Regions from separate parts of the Homo sapiens genome. Here regions 1 and 2 are each linked to region 3. Evidence: chromatin contacts called from ENCODE Hi-C or POLR2A ChIA-PET data. All regions are on one chromosome and are shown on one strand. The core of a region is the stretch at or near the end of the contact, and the rest is flanking DNA. Distances in the headings are between cores, read along the strand shown.

Region 1 (4,613 bases), core at 1,629-4,128, 59 kb after region 3:
TAGTCCCAGCTACTCAGGAGGCTGAGGCAGGAGAATCGCTTGAACCCGGTTGGCAGAGGTTGCACTGAGCCAAGATCACGCCACTGCACTCCAGCCTGGGTGATAGAGTAAGACTCCGTGTCAAAACAACAATCACCACCACCACCACCACAACAAGAAACACACACCAGTGGCCCAGGAAAGACAAAGGAGGCTTTAGGATATGTCCCGGTTCTCATTCTGGTCCCAACACTTATTATGGATGTAACTTTTGGCAGTTCCTTACCCGTTAAGCCTTGGTTTCCTAACCGTAAAATGGGACTAAGTAATTCCTCTCATAGAGTGCTGCTTGTGCAACATGGGGTCAGAATGAGTACTCAGGAAGTGATTCCCACTCAGCCCGCATCCCTTCCTGGAGCACTGCAGTTTTGGGATTCTTGTCTCCAGCCCAGCTCTTACAGCCCCTGAGAGCATGCTGAGCAGGGGAAAGCTGCTCTAAAGTTCAATTTGCATTGTACCTTCTCCATTTACATTTCTTGACCTTTTGCTTTCTCATCCAGCAATCCCCAGCAGGGTGTCTGTGTTCTAAGGCACCCACCTAGCCTCTTTCTGAATTTTAATCCCAGCTCTGGCTAAAAGCCTGAAAGCAAAATATGAATCGTAGCTCCACAATTATAACGTGGGACTTTCTTTATAAAATGAAGTTGCTCTAGCAGAAAGCCAGGGCTACAAATCAGTAGCGGCTTCAGGATGCATGGCCTCTTTCTGGCATAGGAGGCCCCTTTTTCTTCTCAGTCGCGGTGTTTCTTCCAACATCTATGCATGTTGAAGTCTGGAGAAGGCTGATGCTGAGAGATATGTACTAATGAAATGCACAGGTGTTATCTTTTTCTGTTCCAAGTCCCTGTGTGCCCTCCTGTCTTGGTGGGTGGCATGGCAGGACATAGAAACACTTGGAACCTGTTTACTATTTTCCAAAAAGGCCTTGCCTGTAGCCCATTGATCTACCCACTATGTATATTCATTTTAATGCTGTTTTTGAGTCCGTTGACTACCCCGGGAAATCAAAGTTGACTACCACAGCCCTAGTCCTCAAGTGTCTTGCCTGCAATGAGGTTACCTGGCCTATTAGAATTAAGGACTAAAATGCAGGAGCTGGGGTCACACCTGCCAGCTGTTTGTGAGCCCTGAAGATGTTGGGGATTTAAATTTTAGATAGATCATTGTAGCTGCAAGGGGTAGGACGGATAGGTGGGGTATCCAGAGTCCTTGGATACCTTGTCTTCCTGGACCCTCTCTCAGCACCCTTGGGCTAAGATGCACTCTTGAACACATTTCCTCTATGGCCCCTTTCAGATCTGCTGATGATACCTGGATTCCTTCTTTCAGAGTGACCCAGCCCCATCCCAGGGAACGGGCAGATGGGCTCTGTTGCCCATCTCAAAGTTCCCTTACTTTTTTTCTTTTGAGGTTTTATCAGTCCAGAAGTGGAAAGAAGATGGATGCCATTAGCTTTAGAAATATTTTTTATGTTTTAGGGAGAAAGAAGCAGAGAATATACTTTTAGATGAGCACACTTTAAAATACCAGTAAGACAGACTTGTTGGAAGACAGGCATTGTGAAGAACTGTTGTTGTTTTTTGGTTTTTTTTTTTTTTTTTTTTTTGCAACAGCTTTCCCCACTTTGGGAAATGAGAACTTATGCCCTCCTGAATGTTGTATTTGATGGGACTTAGATCCATGGGGGAATTTTATTTTATTTTTTAGGAAAAGGTAACCTACTAAGTATAGTTATATCCTTCTAGCATGAAATATAATCATTTATTAGACCAGAACTGTTTGTTAATTCAGCAGTGTGTCTTGAAAAAGAGCCACCCTCAAATTTAAAGTAGAAATAGATTCTTCATTCTACACCTTTTTGACATCAGATTTGCTTTCCTGGTCTCAGTGCAGGTGCCCCTACTGTTTGGTGTTTGGGACACAGCCTCCGAGTAAGTCCAAGGAGAGCTTGGGGTTAGGCAGTATAGGCCATGAGCCCCTTGCCAGCCTCCCAGGGACTTTGAGAGGAGCTGTTTGGGGCAAGATGCTTAATGAAAGGATGTTTTGTAATTTAGAGAGAAAAAAGAAATTTATCCCATAGATAACTAAACCCTCAATGGGAATATTAGAAAATACAATTGTCACATTATGTAATATTTGTACATTTTCCACTGCAAGTAAGAATGCGTCCTTTCCTTAATTTTAAAATATGGAAAAGGTCGACCTTTCTGCTACCGTAAGGAAAATCAAGGGAAAGGGAGGTTTTATACATGATATGGGGAACTTGGTATAATTATTTAGCTCAGTATGAAATTCTGCCACAGGAATATAAGGTAATTAATTTCTCTAAGTATGAAATGCAATCTTGAAAAACTAGGAAACAGGTGCCGAGGTGACAAGATAGGAAGAGAAGCTGAGTGTTGTGCAGTGGCACCGAACAACTTCTGGAACATTCCAGAGCGTGGCTTTGTAGCTGGAGAGAGCCTCCTGGCTTCTGTGTGGCGACCGAGACTGACCCCTGCTGGCAGATTGTTGCTAAGCCGTGGCTGTTAATGAAGCAGGGCAATAAGGCCCTTAAGCAGGAGATCCTGCCAGGCCACAGGCAGGTCTGTCTCCGAGGCTATGCCTTGTACCAGCCCTTGATGCTGTTGCCTGAATTCCCAGTGGGAAGAAAAATGGACCCAGCAGTTTTTAGTGTTTTGGTCTCAGTTTCCACCATCTCTCCCCTTTCCCAGTCTGGGATGTCAGTGTTTGCTCTCTCCTCCCTACCCTCTGTTACCTCAAGATTTCATGGAAATAAAAAGCCCTGCTAACATCACAAAGAGGCTGAAAATTCCAGATCCACCTCGGAGCCAGACACTTGAGAAATTTGATGCCAAGGTAACCTGCGTTTGGGAAAACATCCTTATTAGGTTTATTTAAGAACGATTTGAAAAATTCCTATAAGTGAAAATCAGATGGGAAGAAGTCCAAAAATCTGATTCATGCCATGACTGTGATACAACCAAGATCTTCGTGAGCCAGTGGATGGGGAAGAGAGATAATGTACAATATTTCTATGTGTTTCCTGGAAAAATTCTTAAACGGATTATAAAAAGCACTAAGTGTAAAGGAAAATGTTAATACATTGGACTGCATTAAATAATAGACCAGCAGAGGTCTGGCGTGGTGACTCATGCCTGTAATCCCAGAACTTTGGGAGGCTGAGGCAGGCAGATCACTTGAGGTCAGTAGTTCGAGACTGGCCTGGCCAACACGATGAAACCCCATCTCTAGTAAAATTATAAAATTAGCTGGGCATGGTGGCACACACCTGTAATCCCAGCTGCTAGGGAGGCTGAAGCATGAGAATCACTTGAACCCCAAAGGCAGAGGTTGCAGTGAGCTGAGATGGCACCACTGCACTCCAGCCTAGACGACAGAATAAGACTCTGTCTCAAAAAACCCCCAAAAAATAGATGTGCAGAGTCTTTATTTGTGGTAGAGGTTAGTGTTTTCCCCACTACATTTTCCACCAGCTTGTTCTGGGAGCTGCTTTTGGGTGCTGGTGAGGAGTAATTCGTGGTTTAGGAAGCTTGAGTGCGGGTGCTGGGTCCTCTGCTTGTTGCTCAGCAGGGTACTGGAGGCCAGGAAGGCTGGCGCTGCAGAAATCTGTCTTCAGTGCACTTACTGCTGTTGCCATGGACAGCTCATTCGTATAGCTGGTGTGGAGCTAATGAAGTAGGGATGTTTTTAAAATGAAATTTTAAAAATGGGGTTTGAGAAGTACATAAACAGTTCATTGTGGCATAAAATGACATTATAATCATTTAATTTTGAGATGATTTAAAAATCATTTCCTCATGTTCCATGTTCTACAGCTTACCAGTCAGGAAAAAGGATAATTTTGTGGGACTCAATGAAGTGATGAAATTGAGAACAAAGCCTTTCATCTTTGGACTTACACTTCCATGTTCCTAAAAGAGTTAGGCAGGGATATGTAGGTAAATCAAAGACTGGAAACGTAGGGTCTTTGGAAACTTTTTTCTGGGTCATCTTTTTAGTCTTAAAGCTAAGCCTTCAGTTGCCAAGCAGTGGTTTTTTTAATGAATGAGGCTGGTCAATAGGATATCTATATTTTAAAAACCTCAACCACAAGTAACACCCTACACAAAAACCAATTACAGATAGATAGTAGACCTAATTGTAAAACAATAAATGTTCTAGAAAATGACAGAGAACATGTTTATGAAGTTGAGGTACAAAATAATTTTGTAAACAGGATCTAAATAGAACTAACCCTAAAGGAAAAGATTAATCAGGCATTTTTGTTAATTGAAACATCAAAGAATGAAAGGTAGACTGGTATTGGGGGAAGATATTTGCTACACTTATACCTGTTAAAGGGCTTGTGTCCTGAATTTAAAAAAAAGGTCAGGTGCGGTGGCTCACACCTGTAATCCCAGCACTTTGGAGGCCGAGGCAGGCGGGGATCGCCTGAGGTCAGGCGTTCAAGACAGCCTGGCCAACATGGTGAAACTCTGTCTCTACTAAAAATACAAAAATTAGCCAGGCATGGTGGCAGGCACCTGTAATCCCAGCTACCTGGGAGGCTG
Region 2 (4,751 bases), core at 1,181-3,680, 39 kb after region 3:
GTTGGTGGAAAATATGAAGTGTGTCATGTGATTGGAAAGTCATTTACCATATTCATTTTTCTTTTAGGAAAAAAAGTAAATTAGATTTTGTATGAGAATAAACCTTACTGAGACTTGTTAATTTTGCTCTGAAATTTACTGTTTGATATTAATCTGGCCAGTCTAGCTTTCTTTTAGATTAATGTTACCATGATACTTCGTTTTTTATCCTTTTACTTTTCATATATCTGTGTCTTTAAGTCTAAAACGAGTTTCATATAGACAGTATCAGTATGTAGTCTGGTCCTTTTTTATCTGCTGTGACAATCTTTGCCATTTAATTGCAGTCTTTACACCATTTATATGTAATGGAATTATCATTAATTTACATGGGATTATAATTTACATTTAATGACCACTATCCTTTTATTTGCATTCAGTTCATCCTCTTGTTCCCTTTTTCCTTCTGTTGGGATGAGTATTTTTAATTACTTCATTTTATTATGTTTGGTTGTATTAGTTTCTAATATGATTAGCTGTATTAGTTTCTAAGGCTGCCATAACAGATTAACATAGAGTGTCTCAAAACAACAGAAATGTATTCATACACAGTTCTGAAAGCTAGAAGTCCACAATTAAGGCCTTGGCAGGGTCATGCTTCCTTTGAAGGCTCTTGGCAAGAATCTTTCCTTGCATTTTCCTACGTTGTGTTAGTTGCCGCTAATCCTCTATGTTCATTGGCTTGTGGCTGCATCTCTCCAGTTTCCGCCTCTGTGTTCACATGGCCATCTTCCCTCTGTGTGTGCCTGCCATTTCCAAATCTTTCTTTCCTTATAAAAATAGCAATCATTGGATTTAGGGGCTACCCTAATCCAATATTGGCCTCATGTTACTTCATTACATTTGCAAAGACCTTATTTCCAAATAACGTCACATTCACGTAGACCTGGAGTAAAGGCTTCGAGATATTGTTTTGGGGAACACAATACGACCCGCAGCATTAGTTTTACCTCTTCGTGTTTTGTTTTGTTTTGTTTGTGGTTGATCTAGGGCTTGTAATGTAAATCTTTAATCAATCAGTCTACTTTCCAACAATATTATACCACATCACATATGGTGTAAGAACCTTACAACAGTTTACTTGTATTTCCCCTCATTTTGCCAAGCATAAAATACTATTGCTTTAAGCTACTGTAGCATCTCCCATATCTGTCCCCTCCTCTGTATTCCTACTACTACTGACTAAGGTGAGCTCCTTGTTATTTCTTGCCTTTTGTCTTGAGTAGTCTGGAGTTTCACCAGTTTACCTTAGCGATCTTGCCCTTACCTATCTACCTTCCTTTCTCACTTAGGTATCGTGTTTATGTCTCCAGATATGCCTGTGTATGTTACATCTCTGTACTTTGCTCACACTGAACTTGAACACCCTCCCCTCCACTTATCTTTCAAACAGTTATTTCCCTTTCAAAACCAAGACAAGTCTTGCCTTCTTTGAATCACTCAATGCAGTCAGCTGTGGTCTCCCTCTGTGCCCTGCTATGGATGACACACAATCTCAGTCCCAATCCCAGGTCCTGTTACGTTTTACTGGATAATTTGTCTATCCTCTTCCTCCCAAGGGGATAGGAACCTTGTGAGAGTCATCTCCTAGCATCTAGGATGTCACCAGACTGATAATCACTGTTCCATGAATGTACACTAAATGAAGTTATCAATGAATCAGTAAGTTGAGTGCTGGTTTCACTAGTCCTTACTGTTTACTGAGAGTTGTTTATAAATGACTAAATGTTCCCTTGGTAGGTGTTGTGATGAATCCTACCTACCCTGGGTAAGTTCCTTGACTATTCATTGTTAACTTCATCGAAAGTTACTTGAGAATCAAGAGTCATTTTGACAGCTTCAAATATTGACAGAAGGCTGTGGACATATTTTCCAGATGCCTTAAAAAAATAGGATGATTTCCTCATTGAAGTAGAAAATAACCCTTGATACCACCAGTTCAACTCAAATATTTACTTGGGCAAATAATTATTTGCAAGCAAAGAAACCATCTTACGGCTTTTTATTCTGACACATTAAAGCACTTACCATGAGAAAACCATACAAACATCTTTTAGATAATTTTGACCAGAAACATTGGAAGGACATTCATGACATATCCTGGCTGCTTAGAGGTTTGCAAAACATGCTGCTCCACTCTTTTTTTCTTAGGCCTGTACACAGATCCCAAGTCATTTTTTAAATGTGGAAATGTTTAAAGGGTTGTAGTGTTTTCTGATTACAGAAACCATACGAATTGTAGCTGTAATTGTGGGGCTAGAGCCTGAGGGAGCTTTTCGCTGATTCTTGTTCGGGGGGATTTCCTTGAAGTCGACAGTGGAAGAACATTATAAAGCAAAAACTACAGCTCCTTACACTTCTCCTTAGCTGTGAAAATAAAGACCAAAAAATTTACTGAGATGATGGTGAAGGCCACCAAACCTCACAGGGCTGAGTCAGCTGGTGCCTATGAGGGCGCCCCTCCTTGACACTTCCTTCCTTTTGGCAGGAAGGAGAGGGGCAGAAAGTCATCTCCTGCCGCCTCCCTCCCCTCAGAAAATGATTTATAATGTTTGAGAGATCTACTGTGAGCAAAGTTCAACACACATGCCTAAAGGACACGTCCTCTAACAAATGAGGACTTAGCAAGCTGCCTACCAGGCACCAAGCTGTGTGTACCACACAGGTATTTCTCACTTAATCTTTACAACAACCCATTAAGATAGGTGATCTGGTGTCCTGAGTGGTGGCCCTCTCTCATGCATATCTGTATCCCAATCCCTGGAACCTGTAAATATTGCCTTATTTGGAAAAAAAGGGTCTTGAGGTGACCCTATCCTGGACTATCTGCATGGGCCCTAAATGCCATCTCATGGACTTTCGAAAAGGTGAGGTTGAGATGGGAGTGATGCTGACAAGGCAGGGCGGCTGGAGGAGGTGGGAGCTGGATTCCCTCCTAGCGCCTACCGAATACGTTTCGGCAAGTTTTTTTTTTTTTGAAGCAGGCTCTCTCTCTGTTGCCCAGGCTGGAGTGTAGTGGCGCAATCACAGCTCAGTCACTGCAGCCTCCGCCTCCCGGGCTCAAGCAATCTTCCTGCCTCAGCCTCCTGAGTAGCTGGGACCACAAGTGCACTACCACACCCAGCTAATTTTTGTATTTTTTGGTAGAGATGGGGTTTTGCCATGTTGACAGGCTGGTTTCAAACTCCTGGGCTCAAGTGACCCGCCTGTCTTGACCTCCCAGAGTGCTGGGATTACAGGCATGAGCCACCGTGCCGGGCCACTTTCTGTAATTTTAAGCTACCAAGTTTATGGCAGTTTTTTTTTTTTTTTTTTACAATAACCACAGGAAGTCCATGCAGGTGCCATTATTGCCTCATTTTACAGAGGGGGAAACTGAGGCTTAGAGAGATGGATTAAGGTGCTCAAGTTTGTAAATTGGGTGTGGGTGGAGCTCGGATGCATGCTCAGTCCTTCGTCCAGAGCCTGGGCTCTCAACTTCTTTCCAGTGAGGAAATGCAAATTTGCTTCTGTGACTGATAACAGGGTGGGTGGATACCAGCCAGGGTCTGGTGTAGCTCAGCAGGTTGCTCCCTTCTGCCATGCAATAATAAGAATCACCTGTGGCCCAGGCCTCTCTAAAGAGATTGAAGTCTTAGAGGAGGTTGGTACCTCTCCAGGCCACGGGACGGGAATGACAGTGCATTTGCCTGTGTCGTAGCCACCTGCTTTTAATCAGCACTTTAAAGGGGGCAGAAACCACAGATTTCACATAAATTGATATTGAGCAGTTGTGTGAATTCCATTTGGACCTCCTCTGGTGGTGGTTCTAACCCAAATTATTTAAAGTATTTGGTAGGAACACAAGCCACTTGCTGATGAGAGAGAGGAGTAAAAAAAGACACTGATTTTTCCATTCTAGAAATTTTATTTCTTAAAGCAAGAAATCCTTAATTGCCTCCTATGTTGCTGTTCTTATTTGCCCCTTTTTAGTGGTCAGTGGGGTGTGTTTCTTAATTGTGATGGCACAGAATTCACCTTGGTCCCAAACAAGAAGTGAAGGGGGTTAAGAAATCTAAAAGGAATGAAGTTTATGGAAATGTGAGTCACCTCTCGTCACACACCACTACCTCCTCCCCCAGTCAAGGAATTCCTCTGAAATTCCCTGCATGTTTCTCTTTAGACTCTTAAGACCCCTGGGTACTTGCATCTCCATTTAGAACAACTTGAGAGAATCCCTGGCCTGTTGTATTTCATATACTTCCCAGTGTCTCACACACACGCAGACTTGCTTTTCTGACACGTGCAGAGTTTTACTCTTTTTTCTCGGGTGAAGAGACGTAACCATGATGGAAAATGAGATCCCAAGACTAAAACCAGTTAGATGATGTTCATCTGCTTCTAAGCCAGCATTCTCTCACAAAGGCTTCCCTTTGAGGTCTTCCTGGGTGTAGGTCCTTGGGGAAAACGTGCCAAGTTTCTGCACAGACTGTCCCTTGTCTCTTGACAATTGAAAGTTCCACGGCAGGTTAAAGAAGGCTCTGGGTCCGGGTGCAGTGGTCCATGTCTGTAATCCCAACACTTTGGGAGGCCGAGGCAGGTAGATCACCTGAGTTCAGGAGCTCAAGACCAGCCTGGCCAACATAGTGAAACCATGTCTACTAAAAATACAAAAATTAGCTGGGTGTGGTGGCGGACATCTGTAGTCTCAGCTACTCGGGAGGCTGAGGCAG
Region 3 (5,018 bases), core at 703-3,202:
GGTGTTTTTCTTGCATTTATTCATTGTATGTAAACATTAAATGTTTCTTGAGCATTTATTGTGTGTGAGGTATTATGGGAGGCAAAGGTTAAAAAACACAGTTCTTGTCTTCAAACAACTTATCCTTAGTGGGAAGTCATGTATATGAATAAATATTACTATTCAAATAGTCACTTCAGCGGATAACATACATAAATGCACTAGGTATGCATTATTGTTCCCATTGTACAGATGTGCAAATTGAGGCTTGAGGTAGTTAAGTGATTCTCCCGAGTGCAGTAGTAAGTGGAGCACTAAGCTTTGAACTGGACCTCTCAACTTCCAAACCTGTTCTTTTTCCACAGTACCACGTGACTGAACAGCAAAGCTAACTTAGGGGCAGTTTTCTGTCAGTGAAGGTTCCATTTTTGTGGGTGGAGTCTGGGGTCATTGTGACTATGAGAAATCTTAAAATGGTAAAAGAAATTTGGAATCATACAATCCTGAGACATTAACAGTAAAAACCTTCACAAGGCAGATTAGCAACGTGAACTAGTAAAGACAGGAGCATGTAGGGCTGATGGGACCGGGTGGGAGCTGGCAGCAGTTTGGAGACTTGGTTTAGGTCCTTCTGAAGAGGGTACAGAGTGGGACTTTTCAGGACATTGGGTTTCTGGAAAGATCCGTTTCAAGTGTCTACACCCTAAGCTGAAAGCCAGCCCAGAGAGCTTTTTGGCTCATGCTGGGGCTTATTCCTGGATTCTGATGAGTCATGTTTTTTAGAAGCTGAACTTCTAAACTTCTAAGCCGAGTCCCATTCAGTTAGCTGGTACCTTCCTCACCTTGGCTTTGTTTTCTGTTTTTGCTGCTTAATACATTTCCAGCAGGAGATTTAGGAAGGGTCTGTGGACAGAGAAGTAGATTTCCCAGGATCTAAGAAAAGAAGGTTGGTTTACTGTGGGTATTCTAGCTGTCATTATAACTGTGTTATTTTATTTATTTACAAAGGGATCATGAGCCAGAACCAATCATAACAATCAAATGAACCCACTCACTGTTTCAGCCTCTGATGGTGGCTAAGAGAAAACAGCAAGTGGGGAGCACCCCCCCTCACAGTCGCCTCTATTATGTTGTACCAGAAGCTGGGATCCAGCACCCTCAAACGTAGAGGCTTGTACTAGCAAGAGTCACATGGACAGTGGGAAGGTCCATTCTAATTATTTTGTTAGTAATTCAGTCTGTTCTATTTATTCTTATAATCTAGCACATTCCAAAACATATTTGTTTTGAGAATGATAAACCAAGGGGAAAAGTCAGGTTTTAAGAAGAATGTCATGGCCACGAAGATAACACTGCCGTTGGGCGTTGCCGTGGTTCTGACTGGGTGAAGGTTTCCCAGTGACCATCTTTGTGTGGAAAGAGCACTCTGCTCCTGATGTTGGGGATGTCATGCCACCCACGTACATCACTGTCCTCAGCATTCCAGCACTCTTGCCTATTCTCCGTGCATCTCTTCCACCCTGCAAGCCATTGCTTATGTCACCCTGATTGATCATGGTGTAACACCCAGCTGTCCTCTGCACACAGGATCCCAAGCCAGAAGTCTCAGGATTTTCTTGGTTGTCTCCATCTTTTTTTTGTTTCACGCACCTAATAGGTTTCCAAGTGCTACGAGTTCTGCTTTCAACTCTCTTTCCTCTCCATCTCCATAGCCACTGTCTTTGTGAAGGCCTTGTTGTGTGCTGTGAGTTGGTCTTACTGACTCTGGACTGTTTCTCCTCTATGAACTGTCTTTCATATTGCCACCCCGTGGTACTCCAGTTGTTGTTGTTTTTGTTTTTTAATGTGATTATGCACTCTCTTGCTTATCATCTTCCAAGGTTGGTACAGAGTCACTCACAGCGGCCTCACTGGCTGTTAGCTGTGGCTGCTGGCCAGGGAGTCCTAAGGTCTGCCCCACATTAGCTTGGGAGGGTAGTGCAGGTTTTTTACAAGGGAGTGGCAGTTTTCCAAGAAGGAACACCTCAGTGTACACACACTTAATAGGCTTCCCCTGGCGCTGTGTTTCCCAGTGTTTCATTGGCCAAAGCCCAGAGTCACTGTGAAGGTTTATGAATCAGGGTTCTCCAGAGAAAAGGAACGTGTGTGTGTGTGTATGTGTGTGTGTGTGTGTGTGTGTGTGTGTGTAAAGAGATTTAATATAAGATGTTGACTCAATGCAATTATGGAGGCCGGCAAGTCCCAAGATTTGCAGGGTGAGCTGGCAAGTTGGAGACCCAGGAGAGCCAATGGGATAGCACCAGTCTGATTCTGAAGGTCTGGGAGCCAGGAGAGCTGATGATGTAAGTTCCAGTCCAAGCTCAAAGGCAGGCAAGCTTAAGACATCAGCTCTGAAGTAAGAGCTGATGTTTTAGATTGAGTCCAAGAGCAAGAAAAAGCTGGTGACCAAATCTCAAGGCCTTCAGGCAAGAAGAATCCTCTCTTACTTGGAGGGAGAGGCAGTCTTTTTGTTCCATTCAGGCCTTCAACAGATTGGATGAGATCCACCTGCACTAGGAAGGACAGTCTGCTTTGCTCAACCTCCCGATCTAAATGTTAGTATCATACAAAAACACCATTGTGTAAACACCCAGAATAACGTATGACCAAATGTCTGGGCACCTGGGGCCCAGTCAAGTCGGCACATAAAATTAACTATCACAGAAGGGTGTGGAACCTGGGGGTATGAGTCACTGGGGCCGTTAGTGTAACCATTTGCCACAGGCAGACTTGTTTGGGTTATAATTCTTTCCTGTAAATCTTATTCATCTCTGTATCCCCAATGCCTAGTATGATCTCTGACTTATAGTAGGTGATCATTAATGTTTGTTGAAAGAGCGAATGAATGGAAAAAAAAAATGAAGTCTTTGATTCCCTAAAGAAAATGAAAATAATTTCATAGACTTGAGTCAAGCTTGTCCAACCCACCTTATTTTGTTGTCGTGGTGGTTCTGTTTTGTTTTGTTTGAGACTTTTGGCAACCTGAAGCCATGTTTTTTAGTTTCTATCTCTAGTGATAAGCAGAAAAGAGGGATGAGGAAGGGGCTTTACTGGCCCAACAAGAAACAGAAACTAAGAACCCATGACTGTATTCTCTCCCTTGGACACTCCTAGGAGTGGAATATCTGTGAAATGTTTCCTGCGATTCTCTCAGAATCAATACCAGCCACTTCCTGATTACAAGTTACCATCTTTAGAAAGAGAATTTTGTTTTCGGGGGGAAAAGGTTTTTTGTGTTGAGGGACTCTTCAGTGCTTGAAGTTTAAGCCTAACGAAATTATGCAAGATGCCCACTGAACTGTGCCTGCTGTGTGACCAGAATCTCTTAACCTCATGAGCATTTTTTGGTTAAATGTTGGTAGGAAAAACTGCTTATTGAAAGGCAAAACTTGTTTTGTCACCTGCGTATTTTAGGGTGATCATCCTTGAAGTGATGGCTTATCATGTAGAGAGGTTTGTAACCAATTGCAATTCAAAAGGGAGAAATGGAGAGAGCTAACAGCTTAAGGAATCAATAGCCTTTGATTTCTTTCCCATTTGATCACTGCCTTTCTGGGTATATTCCTGACTTTACATAGCCTGCCTTTGCCAGGACAGAGACTGTCTTCAGAAATCTTAGAGTTTACTATTCTTGTTCATGAGAAATTGTTATGAGATTGCTGTAGGAAAGTATGTATTTTACTAATTTTATTATTTTTTTTTGAGATGGGGTCTCACTCTGTCGCCCAAGCTGGAGTGCAGTGGCCCAATCATGGCTCACTGCAACATCAACCTCCCTGGGCTCAGGTAATTCTCCTACCTCAGCTTCCCTAGTAGCTGGGACTACAGGCGTGCACCACCATGCCCGGCTAATTTTCGTGTTTTTTGTAGAGACGGGATTTTGCCTTGTTGCCCAGGCTGGTCTCGAACTCCGGTACTCCGGTGATCTGCCCACCCCTGCTCCCCAAATAACGTATTTTAAAACATACAGATTATAACTGCTTTACAATAGGTGAGGCATTTTTTTTCGTGTCATAAAACATGCCTGTGATGAATGCCTTTAGGAAAGCAGTACGCCTATTGCTAGCTTTCTGCACTTCCAAGTCCCAAGCCTATTCCTCCTCATCCCTTTTTCAAGGCAGGAAGCTTTGTAGAATGAGCATGGGATATCAGTGTTTAAAACATAAGAATTTCATACTCGAAAATGATCTTCTCTGTGGAGGTGGGTGATTTTAGGTTTCTAGATATTAAGCTTGTATTATGACTCATTTGTTCTTAAACAGGTTGTTCTCCAGTTACTAAAATTAATCACAAAAGACCAAGGAAGCTTGAAAAAGAAGGGGAGTTCATACAGCAGGTCTTAAAATTAGAAAGGCAGGGCTGCTCTCTTTTGCATTTGCTCAGTTTGAATGATGCACCAGGATTTAGGTAATTCATCGTAATCGTTGTTTTTTCCCCATTAAGAATTGGTAACTGGGAATAACTTAATGTGTAAAACTAGACGGGGAAGAAAAATGGTAGGCTGAATATTTAAGAAGGAATCACATTCCTAGGTATTAAAGGGGCTTGGGCTTGCGGATTTGCTGCTCGCTGTCAGTTTGGACACGTGTGCTCAAATCAGGTCATTCTCTCATATAGTGAACTTTTTTTTTTTTTTTGAGATGGAGTCTCGCTCTGTCACCCAGGCTGGAGTGCAGTGGTGTGATCTTGGCTCACTGCAACCTCTGCCTCCCAGGCTCAAGAAATTCTCCTGCCTCAGCCTCCTGAGTAGCTGGGATTACAGGTGCACACCACCACACTCGGCTTATTTTTGTATTTTTAGTGGAGACAGGGTTTCACCATATTGGCCAGGGTGGTCTTGAACTCCTGATCTCGGGTGTTCTACCCCCCTCAGCCTTCCAAAGTGCTGGGATTACAGGCATGAGCTACTGTACCCAGCTGTCAGATAGTGAACTTCTGTCCATCCGGCAGCCAGACAATGAGAGAGTCCAGCACAGTAGCGCCTCTGAAGAAATACACTG

What was found. Hi-C counts contacts between places; a loop is a spot of excess contacts on that map. ChIA-PET counts read pairs that join two places held with the same protein, here RNA polymerase II (POLR2A). Pooled maps may share reads with other maps.
Region 1: a loop to region 3 is called in a map of endothelial cell of umbilical vein, with 5 times the contacts of the local background. The contact joins two enhancer-like sites. A Hi-C loop is called at or near these places in 5 of 168 maps with a recorded cell type or tissue (HCT116, K562, PC-3 and 2 more) and 3 of 50 pooled maps. POLR2A ChIA-PET finds 5 or more read pairs at or near these places in 8 of 52 experiments (A549, AG04450, CD4-positive, alpha-beta T cell and 5 more).
Region 2: a loop to region 3 is called in a map of endothelial cell of umbilical vein, with 7 times the contacts of the local background. The contact joins two enhancer-like sites. A Hi-C loop is called at or near these places in 7 of 168 maps with a recorded cell type or tissue (CD4-positive, alpha-beta memory T cell, HCT116, HepG2 and 4 more) and 10 of 50 pooled maps. POLR2A ChIA-PET finds 5 or more read pairs at or near these places in 14 of 52 experiments (AG04450, CD4-positive, alpha-beta T cell, GM12878 and 11 more).

The regions. Positions count from the first base shown.
Region 1 is chr17:66,564,858-66,569,470 of GRCh38, forward strand. All of the region lies in intron 3 of PRKCA (protein kinase C alpha), which reads left to right. Among named protein-coding and RNA genes, the nearest start is that of PRKCA-AS1, 150 kb to the left of the region's middle. Within about 2 kb of position 2,879, at least 5 of the 41 ENCODE cell types and tissues checked have a DNase peak (open chromatin) inside an H3K27ac peak, as active enhancers do; they include PC-3 and endothelial cell of umbilical vein, where a contact is called at or near this core.
Region 2 is chr17:66,545,806-66,550,556 of GRCh38, forward strand. The region is part of intron 3 of PRKCA (protein kinase C alpha); the gene reads left to right. Among named protein-coding and RNA genes, the nearest start is that of PRKCA-AS1, 130 kb to the left of the region's middle. RefSeq lists a silencer at 3,032-3,214. Within about 2 kb of position 2,431, at least 8 of the 41 ENCODE cell types and tissues checked have a DNase peak (open chromatin) inside an H3K27ac peak, as active enhancers do; they include HCT116, PC-3 and endothelial cell of umbilical vein, where a contact is called at or near this core.
Region 3 is chr17:66,507,044-66,512,061 of GRCh38, forward strand. The region is part of intron 3 of PRKCA (protein kinase C alpha); the gene reads left to right. Among named protein-coding and RNA genes, the nearest start is that of PRKCA-AS1, 93 kb to the left of the region's middle. RefSeq lists an enhancer at 208-502. Within about 2 kb of position 1,953, at least 18 of the 41 ENCODE cell types and tissues checked have a DNase peak (open chromatin) inside an H3K27ac peak, as active enhancers do; they include HCT116, PC-3 and endothelial cell of umbilical vein, where a contact is called at or near this core.